3 separate regions of the Homo sapiens genome follow, and regions 1 and 3 are each linked to region 2. The links are chromatin loops, found by intact Hi-C in ENCODE. Cell type or tissue: endothelial cell of umbilical vein. All regions are shown on one strand. Region 1 overlaps ECE1 (endothelin converting enzyme 1). Region 2 has its middle 42 kb from the start of ECE1-AS1. Region 3 overlaps ECE1 (endothelin converting enzyme 1).

Region 1 (4,000 bases), 65 kb before region 2:
ATCACCGACATGGACACGTTTAACGCTATTGGAATATTGTATGTCTATCTCCCAGGGAGACTGGAAGGCAGACTGCTAGTTTTTTCTTTATGGAATCTGTGTTGCTTGAATTGTCACAATGAGCACGCATTGATTTTTTTGTATGCGTTCATCTTACAGTATAAAATACAGTAAAGCAAACAGGACAGGTGCACACAGTGTACTTGTAGCTCAAGCCTAGAGAGGCCCTTTGGTAGCCACAGAAGACAATGGAGGCAGCAGGTTTGAGAAAAGTCTCGGAGGCTTTGGAGGGGGTGGTGTAGGCTCTCTAGCTGGTAGAATAATCTGAGCTACAAGCACAGTTGGAAAGTCCAAGGCAGGGCCAAGTCTAAGGGCTGAAGGGCCTGGCTGCTTCCTTCCTCTGATGAAGTGAGGCCACCCACTCTCATCTCCCCAAAACCTACAAGGACAGCCCATGCTGGCCACTTGGGGGAGTGGCAGAGTGAGGTGCGAGGCATCTGTGTGTCCTGCAGCTGAGGTCAGCATCCCCAGCTGGCAGACTGCCAGGTCATGCCACAGTGGCACCTGGCCTAGTTCGGCCCACCTGCTACAGAACTGCCTGGATTGCCTCTGAGGAGCCTAGCATGAATTCACCTGGCAGAGAAATGCATGGCTTGCCCAAGGTCACACAAGCAGATGGTAATAACTATCTTGCCGGATCGGCTGACACAATCCACACTGGCACTCTAAATGTCCCTTCTCCCCTCTCCGCCTAGAGGGAAGCCCTCGCCTCAGCAGGTCAGAGTGGCCTGGGCACCTCCGGCTTGTTCCCGTGCCCATCAGCTCTGGCTCCCTTCCGACGCCTGTTGGCTGACCCCTTTGTCTTGGAGACGCTGAACCCAGCCTGGCCTTAAGCCCAAGAATGCACTGGCCCACACTCCTGCATTTTTTTGTCACCCACTCACCTGCCATCTGCCTCTTCAGGAGTTTCCATGTATCAAAGTCCCAGGTATCAAGCCCACAGGTGAGGGGCCATTTCCAGACTAGTTCCGAGGACTGAGCCTTGAGGGAGAGGACCCCAGGATATGTCTTCCGGGGAAGCCCCTAGTCAGTATGACATGGGGGTGACCCCAGCTCCTGTGTTCACTGGACCTGGGCTGGGGCTTGGCTGGCCTGGGCTGAGAACTCTGTGGAGCAGCCGCTGGGGAAAGGAGGCAGGCGAACCACACTTCTCGGCTGCTCTCCCTGCCAGCAGTGCCGACCCAGGGCCTCTCCCTGCTGAATCTGACAGTAGAGTGAGTAGAGAAAGAATACAGGCTTTGAGGTCCCACAGCTCTGGGTCTAATCCCAGCCTCACCATTTCCTAGGAAATACATTTCCTTCATATTCATGAGTCTCATCTGTAAAATGTGCAAATGCAGCCTACTCCATGAGTTTACTATGAGAATTCAATGAAATAATACAAGTGAGATGCTCAGTGTGTCATAGCTGTATTCTGCACCTCCTTCCTGACAACTGGGTCCACATACCAGCGCTTCTCTAATAAATAAGAAATAATGACTTTGTTCTTTGCCCACCCAATTAACCCTTAGAGCATCCCTACTAATGAGCTGAGTTTCAGTTAGTTCCCACTTTATAGGTGATGAGCCGAGGACCTAAAAATCTGGGTGACCTCTCTGCAGTCATACAGCTTGTTTGTAAGAAGTCTGGGTTGGAACTCACCTACCACCACCAAGGAGGGCAGCTGTGCTTTGACGAGCACCTACTAGGTGCCAGGCTAGTATTCCGATGTATTCCAGTGCTCAGCACTTTGAACCATCCCAGGCAAGTCAATACTCACAGTAACTGTATGTGTTAGGAGGCATCATTATCCCTACTGTACAGATAATGAAACTAAGTGGGAGAGAAGCCAGGTCACTTGTCCAAGGCCACACGAGTGATAAGCAGCTAGCACACCAGGACTGCTTGACTTCAGAACTCTGCGGTCTGGCCTCCTGGTATCACCAGACCTTGGCCTCGGGGTCAGGGTTGAATGCATGATTTTGGGTTGTTCCATGGCCCATTGGATGCAGCTCCCCACCCACGGCTTGATTGTCAGGAACAGTGGGGATGGACTCAATCTTGGCTCAGACCTAAGGTTCTCCCAGTGAGAACCAGCCCCAGAACCAGTCAGACCAGAACCCACACAATGCACAAGAGCCCATTCTGGGCCTCACTGGGAAGCTAGAGGGCCTGTCCACTGTCCTGCCCCATCCCCTCTAAATGCTAACTGCTCCCCAGAGAGTGAGCCCCTCACCATTTTGGACTGGTGGTATATCCTTGACAAAGTCACTTAACCTCTGGGAGCCTCAGTTGCTGCATCTATAAAATGGGAACAACAATTCCGAAGTCTGGGGTTGTGAGGATTAAGGAAGCAGTGGCTCTAAAGAGCATGGTACAGTGCACAGCGCACGGCGGACATCCGTGTCTCTCCTTCCTTCAGGCCCTCAGGCTCTGCGCCCCCTGCAGGTTCTTGCAGGCACTGCGGAAAGGGAGCTAATGTCTGTCCCTTGTACCTGAAGGAGGTGGTGTGGGACAGAGGAAAGGGCACAAGACCAGGCATCAAGCAAGTCTCAGCTCTGCCACTCACTAGCCTATCATGAGGACCTCTCCGGATCTCGCTTTCCTCATCTACCAACAGAGTGAGCAACACCTTCCCAGCTTCCACCCTGCAGGATCAAGTGGGATGGTGTCTACAAAACAGCTCTGTAACCTGTCAAATGCTGTGCAAAGGTCAAGGGTGAATAACAGTAGCATCAATACAAACAGCAGCCACCACAACATGCCAAGCCTAGGCATGGTTTAAATACATTTAAATGTATTTCCCATTTAATTTTCAAAATTCAGAGGAGGCATGGTTCCCACTGTACTCATGAGAAAACAAGCCAGGGAGGTGATGTAATTGACCCAAGACCTCATAGTAAGTGGCAGAGTCCAGATTCGAACCCAGGTCCTGGTGAGTCTGAAGCAGAGGAACCGACCCACCTTGTTATACTACCTGGACTATGGGCCCTGCCAAGCCCCCAGCTGTGATGTTAGGCACTGGAGAAGGGTCGTCCTTGAGTTCCAGTCTTGCAATGATAGACATATTTGCCTTTTAAGTGTCTGGTTCTAAAATGAAAAGCTGCATGCCCTTTCAAAGGCACTTTGGTGGCATAAGGCAGGCAGGGGGACATCTCAGACTGGGGCTTTGCTGCTTCGGACATACTGAGCTTCAACCCTACCTCCATACACACCACCCTGCTCATCCTCAGGAAGTTAGGCTGAAGGCAGCTGCTGCTGCTGCTTCAGGAGCTGTCGGAGGCCAGGAGAAAGGGTGGGTGTGTTTTACCTAGCGGCGGCTCTGCTCTGTGGGGCTGGGGCAGGAAAGAAAGGAAAGGTCTCCTTCACCTGGTTTGCCTACTTTCCCTGTAATCTAAAAGACCCAGTTGCCTTAAATTGTTAATTGTCCATTTAGAATCATTTCCTGTCTCTTAAGATTCGTGTCCCTTTAAGAAGATCTGTCCCCTTTTGGGTATCTTCTATTGTACCTGCCTTTGAATATCTTAAAGTTTTTTAAAACAATCAGTATTTGTCGGATCTAGGTTCTGTTGTTGATGGATAAATTGACTGACTTTTCAGAATGCAGCCTCTCCCAGCATTTAGGGTCCCAGGATGGAGCAGGGGACAGCAGCAGAGGGAGACAGCCATGGTCCCAGCTGTGGGAGGGTTAAGGTGGGCAGCTTTATGGTACAGCACAGGTGTCATGATTTCACACTGGGGGAGGAGCCCAGTGGGCAGACGGGAATCCAACAAACATTAACTAAGGATACAGCTGCAAACAAGACAACGTGGAGCTCTAATCTGAGGAAAAACCATCAACACAGGGGTGAACTAGAGGTGCCCAAGGCCTAGTGAAGTGCAAAGAGAACTCTGACCAGAGGGCTTATCGTGCAAGCCCGATCACCGTGAGGCTAAGGATGATTCCCGCCTACACTGAATA
Region 2 (4,000 bases):
GCTGCGGGAACACAGGATGGGGGTGGGGTGGGCGGATGGTGAAGTAAGTTTCTAAGAACAGCTATGGAAAGAGAAACAATTGGGACATGTGTCAACACTGTTACAATATTAGTGCCATCCAATTCTTGGAGTCTAGCACCAGATATGCACCATGCATGCTCTGAGTGCTGCTCCTCTCACTGAATATTTGCAGTCTTCCTGGGAGGGACTTATCCTCACTTCACAGATGGGAAATCCAAGGCTCAGAGAGGAAGACACGCCTGCTAAAAGTCCTTGGTGACAATTCAATGGCAGATCCAGGGTTCAAGCTCAAGTTGATCCCATGGCCCTTGGTCTTAACCACTAGGTCACACTGAACAAACAGGTATTGGTGGTGCGTGGTAGGGATCTGATGCAGAAGGTGGGGGGAGCTGCCCAGTTTTTCACCCGGGACCTGCACTTAGTGCCTCCGCCTCCCCCACCCCTATTTGGGCTGAAGGCAGACAGCACAGCTCCAGCCCACCAGAGCCGTGGGGGGGGCGGGGGGGTGGGTGGGTAGTAGTGTGGCCTGGCTAAGGAGTCTCTCAAATATAGTGGGGAAATAAAATAAGTAGCAGAGAGATGGGCCAACCATGGCCCATTCTCATCTTCCCTCCCTAACCGCGTTCATCAGAAAACAGCATATGTGAGGGCCAGCACGCAGCCATTCTTTCCGGTGCTTCAGGAGGTTAGGATGACAGAGCCACGGGCTGGGCGCAGTGGCTCACGCCCATAATCCCAACTTCTTTGGGAGGCCGAGGCAGGCAAATTACTTGAGGTCAGGAGTTCGAGACCAGCCTGGCCAACATGGTGAAACCCCGTCTCTACTAAAAAATACAAAAGTTAGCCAGGCATGGTGGCACCTGCCTGTAATCCCAACTACTTGGGAGGCTGAGGCAGGAGAATTGCTTAAACCCAGGAGGTGGAGGTTGTAGTGAGCTGAGATCGTGCCACTGCACTCCAATCTGGGCAACAGAGCGAGACTCCGTCTCAAAAAAAAAAAAATGACGGAGCCACAAAGGTAATAACAGCTCCCACCTCCCAAGGGCCAACTCCGTGCACCGTCCTGTGAGCTTTACAACCTGTCATAAATTATCAACCACTTTTCACAACACCACTATGAGAAAGGTGCTACCATCATCCCATTTCATAGAGGAGAAAACCGAGGCTCAGAGATGGTCACTCACCAAAGGTCACCCAGCTGGGACTAAGTGACAGAGCTGGGACTACAACCCACATCTGTCTGGCTCCAAAACCTCCATACCTCCATCTTATCTAGAAAGAGTGCTGGATGAGGAGTCTAGAATCAGGGTCTAAGTCCTGCCTCTAACCTGCTGTATAGCCTCAGGTAAGTCTCTTTCCCTTTGTGAGCCTTGGTCTGCCCTATGAGGAAGTTGGCCTAGATGACCTCCAAGTCCCACCTCCTGTGACTCTGTGAGCTCTCATGCCCTCCTCTCTCTGGCTCCCAGCCACCACACCGGAAGCCCAACAGGATGCCGAGTAACCACCCACTGAACACTCAGGGGCGAAGGAAGATGAAGTGCCGCTTTCTCATGGCCATCTTCCACCAGACCAGCCCAGGAAACAAGGAACCACAAAGCCACAGGATTCCCTCCAGCGTGGCCGTGTGAACAGCAGCCCTGGAGCAGAGGGGCTGGGCATCCCCTTGCGGCCATCACTTCCTATGCCCTCACTTCTCGGCAGGGTGTGCGGAAGCGAGGGAGGCAGGCTCCAGCTCAATGCCCTCTGGCTCTGTTTCTCTGGGTCCCCAGGGGCTGGGACGGTGGGAACTGGTCACTCTGGGAGAATCCCAAGCCCACCCCGGAAGGCTGAGTTGAAGTGGAGGTTCAGACAGGTCTGTCTGGCTCCACAGGTAACTTTTGCCCACTGTGCTCTGCTGCCAGCAAGGTCTCGAAGCATCTGGGATGCCTGGCTACCTCTCTCCCATCCCTGAAGTAGCAGCCAAAATCCCAGATCCTGCAGAAACCTACGCCTCCTCAGCCTCAGGACAGACGAATATCCTGAGGCCCGCGCTCCTGCCTCCCTCCTGCCCCCTACAGTCCATGCTCTACACAGCAGCCAAGGTCTTTCCAAACAGAAACCAAGCCCAGTCGCCCCTCAACGTGGGGTCCTCCAGTGGCTTCCCACCACTATTAGAACGAAATGCTGACCCCTGCCCCACAGACAAGGCTGTCCATGGCTTGCCCCTCCAGGCCCACCTCTCCCTAGCCTTCCCTCCACCCTCCACTGCCTCTGCCCGGCCACACCAGCGTTCACCCCCTACATGTGCCAAACTTGCTGTTCCGGCAGCCGGGAACTCTCATCTCCCCCGCCCCCGTCTTTGCCCGGCTGCCCCCTCCTCAACCTTCATGTCCCAGCTCAGACATCACCTCCTTTCCTGGCCGCTCCTCTAGAGCGGCCCCCTCCCCTCACAGCCACTCTCCACCACATCGCCCTGTTTTGTCTCCTTTCTTCTCTCGGAGCGATCCTTCTGGTGGGTGGCTTTGCCTGTTTGGTCTCCAGCTTCCTCCCCTAGAGTGCAGCTCCTTAGGGGCAGGCATGTGACTGCTCCATTCTCTTCTGTCCCCACAATGAGGCAGGGCCTCCTTGGGTGCTCACAACCCTGAAGATGAGGACGCTGCAGCCCTGAGAGGTGGATTGAGCCGCCCAAAGTCCCAGAGCCAGGGAATAGCAGGGTTCAGACCGAGGGCGACCTGATGCCAAGCCTCAGTGGGTGGGGGGCTCTCACGGCTGGGGGCCTACTCTGGAGGGCTCTCACCCAGGGTGGACAGAGTCGCAGTGAGGCTCTTAGGGCGGGTACCAAGAATGAAGGGCCCACCAGCTTTCCCAAATGGTCCTTCTGCAAGCTACAGGCCAGCTGAGCTCCTGCCTGGGGTGGGTGAGACCCTGGGGGTGAAGAGGCACCAAACACCAGGAGCAAAGGCTCCCAAATGAGGGAGACCACAGACACAGGGAGCTGGGAAGCTTCGACCCACCCAGTGCTTGACGGAAGGGGAAAGTGAGGACTATGGAGGGGAAGGGACTTGCCTGAGGTCACACAGCCAATCAGTGGGTCTCCAGGGAGGGAGGCCCTTCCCTACCCTGCAGAACAGCAGGCGAAGCCCAAAGCCCAGGGTCTGGGCAGAGTGCCAGCCCAGAACTGCCAGGCCCTGGGGGCAGGGGCAGGGCTACAGAGTGAATCTGGGGCATTAAGACAAAGAAAGGACTCAAATTTCTTCCTTCTTTCAAAAAACACTTGAGACAGGCAGTGTCTCATACCTGTAATCCCAGCACCATGGAAGGCTAAGGTGGATGAATCACTTGAGCCCAGGAGTTCAATACCAGCCTTGGCAACTAGTGAGACCTTGTCTCTACAAAAAAATATCAGAAAATTAGCTGGGTGTAGTGGTGCACCTGTGGTACCAGCTACTCAGGAGGCTGAGGTGGGAAGATCACTTGAGCCCATAAGTTCAAGGCTGCAGTGAGCTGTGTTCATGCCACTGTACTCCAGCCTGGGTGACAGAGTGAGAGACCCTGTCTCAAAACCAAAACAACAAAAAACATTCACTGAGGCCGGGCGTGGTGGCTCACACCTGTAATCCCAGCACTTTGGGAGGACGAGGTGGGCAGATCACCTGAGGTCAGGAGTTCGAGACCAGGCTGGCCAACATGGTGAAACCCCGTCTCTACTAAAAATACAAAAAATTAGTCGGCTGTGGCCGGGCGCGGTGGCTCACACCTGTAGTAATCCCAGCACTTTCGGAGGCCGAGGTGGGCGGATCACGAGGTCAGGAGATTGAGACCATCCTGGCTAACACAGTGAAACCCTGTCTCAACTAAAAATACAAAAAATTAGCCAAGCGTGGTGGCGGGCACCTGTAGTCCCAGCTACTCAGGAGGCTGAGGCAGGAGAATGGCGTGAACCCAAAAGGTGGAGCTTGCAGTGAGCCGAGATCGCGCCACTGCACTCCAGCTTGGGCGA
Region 3 (4,000 bases), 54 kb before region 2:
CTCCAGGAGGAAATGAGATTGCATCTGAAGCGAGGGGTGTGGTATTTGGGTATTTGGTCCGAGGAAATAATTCAGTAAACAGAGGGCATTATTGTTATTTTATTGGAACTAGAGATAGCAGACAATGTCAGCCTATGTGTGTAATTACCCCACATTCTAGCAACAACAGTACCCAGAGCTAAAGTTGAAGAAGTCCTACGAGGCACCAGCTATGGGACATATGTTATCTCTAGTCCGCAGACCCATCCCCCAGTTGGGTACTGTTTTCCCATTTAAATTAGAGAAGACACAGGCTGAGGGAATAAGTGACTTGTCCGAGGTCACACAGCCAGTAAGTTGCTGGGACAGGATGTGGACTCAAGTGCGAGACCTTTATATCACCCACGCTGCCCACTTCCCGGGTCTTGGTCTATCTCAGCACCCAGACCCCCCTGGGCCTGGCTCCCTCCTTAGCCTCAGAGCCCTGCCCCGGCTTAAGCAGGGAAGCCCCCCTCGCCCGAGCTGACGGAGCCGGGTGCAGGAGTGAGTCAAGCCCACCATGCAACACGAAGGCACCTACTTGTCTGGTACTGGATGCCCAGTGCTGCCAAGCAGGCCACCAGTCCTGCCGCCAGAAGTACCACCAACACCACCAGCCGCTTCTCCACCTGGGTCCGTGCAGCCCAGCACCTCTGGCCACTCCGGGGGCTGTGGAAGTTCACCTGCAGGGAAGGAGGCAGGAGGGGCGGGGAAGACGTGAGCCCCGGGCCCCGCTTCCCTTGGAGGAAGGGGTTCCGCTGCAGGCCCAGGCCCTGGAGAGGCATCAGGGCTGCCTCCTGTCTCAGGGGTGGTCTGGTTCCCACAGATTCAGCCCTAATCCAGGAAAGGAACAGCCACCCTGCTCAGCTGCTCGGATCTGCTCCCAAACATCAGAGAGTCAAGCAGCTCGGCCCCGACAGGCTTGTTTTTTTGTGTCACTCGATATGAGTGGAAGGAAAAAACTACAGCTTTTCCCTGTTTCTCCAGTGAGGAGTTCAAAAAAGAACAGGATGTTTGGACTTGCAGGCATCCAGTGAGTACCCAGCTGGGCTCTCTGCAGAGCCCCCACATCAGCGGGGTCAGGGACAAGGGTGACACAGCCATGGCTCACACTTCCCAGAAGCACAGACATCCTTAGCTCATTAAACCCTCATAATCCCACGCAAAAACACGCGAGCCACCTTGTTATTTTTCTTTTTACAAGTGAGGAAACTGAGGTCCAGAGAGGTGAGACCCTGGCTTCTCACCACCCAGCTGAATGGGGACAGCTGGGATTGGAACCCAAAGCTGTTGATGCCCGAGCCCACCAGTGGATCAGAGGTGGATCCTGGGAGATGTTGGCAGAGATGCAAGGAGAAATAGCTCCATTCAGGTCCTGAAAGGGAGGAAAAATCCCTCCAGCCTAACAGTCTAGCTAAACAGGAAGGGAGGCACAATGAGAGGAAGTGCAGGGTGTGGCAGGGCCCTCCCTGCCCGAGGAGGGACACACCAGCCAGCAGCAATGGGGGCCGACAGCCCAGGCCTCTCACACCCAAGGCAGCTTGGGGTTCTCCTCTGTTCCAAGAGATGCTTCCTGCAAAACCCACACCCACAAGACAGGAAGGGTCTCCTGAAGGTGGGGTAACGTGTTCAGTGACACCGTGTCATGTGCTAACAGCTGAGCACCAACTCAGGGCCATGCTGGAAATACACAGCCCAGCAGGGAGGCAGATAAAGAAACAGACTGGGGTGGGCAGGGGTTCAATCAGGGAGGGCTTCCTGGAACGGGTGATGTCTGGCCTGGGTCAGTCAGAATAAGTAGGAGCTGGCCAGATAAGAAGGAATGGAAGTGGAGAGGAGAGGAGGGCCTAGATCCTAAGGGGCACAGAAAGCCAGGTTAAGAGCCTGGACTTCCTCTTGAGGACTGGAGTGACATGATTAGATTTACCCTTTGGGAAGGGCAGGGTGGAGGGAGCAAGGCTTGCCAGGAAGAGGGGAAGCTGTCAGGGAAGATGAGGAGACTCAGACTCTGACCTGCAACGGCCCCACCAACAGCCTGAGGGGTGCCCCTGGTGCCGGGTCAGAGCCCTGAGGGAGTCCCACCCTGGCACTCGGGGATCTGAAGTGGGTCAGTTGAGGGAAGGGTACTGAGAAGCCACGTGGCCATGGTTAGGTATTTACTGGGCAGGAAATGACTGGGAATTGCTGCACCAGAGATGGAGGAACACAAGCACTTTCTGTGGAAAAAAAAAAACTGGGTTCCAAAACTGAGAAAAGGGGCCGGGCACGGCGGCTCATGCCTGTAGTCCCAACAGTTTAAAAGGCTGAAGTGGGAGGATCACCTGAGGTCAGGAGTTCAAGACCAGCCTGGCCAACATAGAGAAACCCCATCTCTACTAAAAAACACAAAAATTAGCCAGGAGTGGTGACAGGCGCCTGTAATCCCAGCTACTCGGGAGGCTGAGGCAGGAGAATCGCTTGAACCCGGGAGGCGGAGGTTGCAGTGAGCTGAGATTGCGCCACTGCACTCCAGCCTGGGCGACAGAGCAAGACTCCGTCTCGGAAAACAAAACAAAACAAAACAAAACAAAACAAAACTGAGCAAAGGATCTTGGGGCTTAGAGACACTTCCGTGGAGGCCCAGGAGGCTCAGACACTGAAGCAGCTGGGTCAGGCAGTGGGAGGGATGCCGCCCGCTCAAATCCCTCAAGAATCTCTTCTGAAAAAGTGAGCAATGAAAGTTTCAGACCATGAATTAAAACTTCAGGCTGTGAGGGCCTGGTGCAGAGAGAGACAGCCTGGTATGATGCTAACATGTACACTGTACTCAAATGTTTATAAAGTGCTTTTTCAGAGTAATCAGTTATCTCACACACTTTACCTTGGTCTCTGGTACTCAGAGGGGTCCCAAGGACTTGAAGCAGGGACTGCCTTGCCTAGGGACACTGACGTATGTGTCCTGCTGCCCCTAATTTGTTTCATCCTTCCTCCTTTAGGCTTCTCATGTCCCCATTATCATGGCTCAGCTCACAGGGCACAAGGAGGCCGTGAGACAGTGTTTTGTTTTGTTTTGTTTTGTTTTGTTTGAGATGGAGTCTCCCTCTGTTACCCAGGCTGGAGTGCAATGGCACGATCTCGGCTCACTGCAACCTCTGCCTCCCGGGTTCAAGCGATTCTCCTGCCTCAGTCTCCTGAGTAGCTGAGATTACAGGCATGTGCTACCACGCCCGGCTAATTTTTGTATTTTTAGTAGAGACAGGGTTTCACCATGTTGGTCAGGCTGATCTCGAACTCCTAACATCGTGATCCACCCGCCTCAGCCTCCCAAAGTGCTGGACTGCACCTGGATGAGACCTTGGTTTAAGAGGTACCCATCAGCCAGGCATGGTGGCTCATGCCTATAATCTCAACACTTTGGGAGGCTGAGGCAGGAGGATGGCTTGAGCCCAGGAGTTCAAGACCAGCCTGGGCAACACAGTCAGACCCCATCTCTTAAAAAAAATTAAATTAAATTAGCTAGGCATGGTGGCATGCACCTGTAGTCCCAGCTACTTGGGAGGCTGAGGTGGGAGGATTGCTTGAGCCCGGAAGGTCGAGGCTGCAGTAAGCCATGATTGTGCCCCTGCACTCCAGCCTGGGCAACAGAGCAAGACCCTATCTCAAAAAAGTAAAAAAGAGGCCAGGCGCAGTGGCTCATGACTGTAATCCCAGCACCTTGGGAGGGTGAGGTGGGCGGATCACCTGAGGTTGGGAGTTTGAGACCAGCCTGGCCAACATGGTGAAACCCTGTCTCTACTAAAAATATAAAAATTAGCCAGGCATGGTGGCTCATGCCTGTAATCCCAGCTACTGGGGAGGCTGAGGTGAGAGAATCACTTGAAACTGGGAGCTGGAGGCTGCAATGAGCAGAGATCACGCCACTGCACTCCAGCCTGGGTGACAGAGTGAGACGCTGTCTTGAAAAAAAAAAAAAAAAGAAAGAAAAGAAAAGAAAAGAGGTACC

The links. Hi-C counts contacts between places; a loop is a spot of excess contacts. Peaks named below come from ENCODE experiments on the same cell type or tissue, not always from the same donor. Only the 100,000 strongest peaks of a DNase experiment are listed, where the experiment ranks them.
Region 1: a loop joins it to region 2, with 3 times the contacts of the local background. A loop is called at or near these places in 46 of 110 quality-filtered maps.
Region 3: it touches region 2 in a loop (4-fold over the local background); 35 of 110 quality-filtered maps call a loop at or near these places.

Annotation. Positions count from the first base shown.
Region 1 is chr1:21,267,893-21,271,892 of GRCh38, forward strand. All of the region lies in intron 4 of ECE1 (endothelin converting enzyme 1), which reads right to left. Among named protein-coding and RNA genes, the nearest start is that of ECE1, 21 kb to the right of the region's middle. RefSeq lists an enhancer at 2,344-2,638. In endothelial cell of umbilical vein, a CTCF peak has its summit at 2,489 (motif pointing left); a DNase peak (open chromatin) is centred at 2,499; H3K27ac peaks cover 1,599 bases.
Region 2 is chr1:21,332,824-21,336,823 of GRCh38, forward strand. It overlaps a transcript of ECE1 not described here. Among named protein-coding and RNA genes, the nearest start is that of ECE1-AS1, 42 kb to the left of the region's middle. RefSeq lists an enhancer at 1,553-1,772. In endothelial cell of umbilical vein, a CTCF peak has its summit at 2,078 (motif pointing left); DNase peaks (open chromatin) are centred at 1,668 and 2,068; H3K4me3 peaks cover 285 bases; H3K27ac peaks cover 2,494 bases.
Region 3 is chr1:21,278,632-21,282,631 of GRCh38, forward strand. It overlaps ECE1 (endothelin converting enzyme 1), which reads right to left. Exons shown (of 19, transcript NM_001397.3): 3 at 560-701. Among named protein-coding and RNA genes, the nearest start is that of ECE1, 9.8 kb to the right of the region's middle. RefSeq lists an enhancer at 1-55. In endothelial cell of umbilical vein, no CTCF peak of the experiment used is centred here; DNase peaks (open chromatin) are centred at 320, 1,080 and 1,560; H3K4me3 peaks cover 1,351 bases; H3K27ac peaks cover 3,201 bases.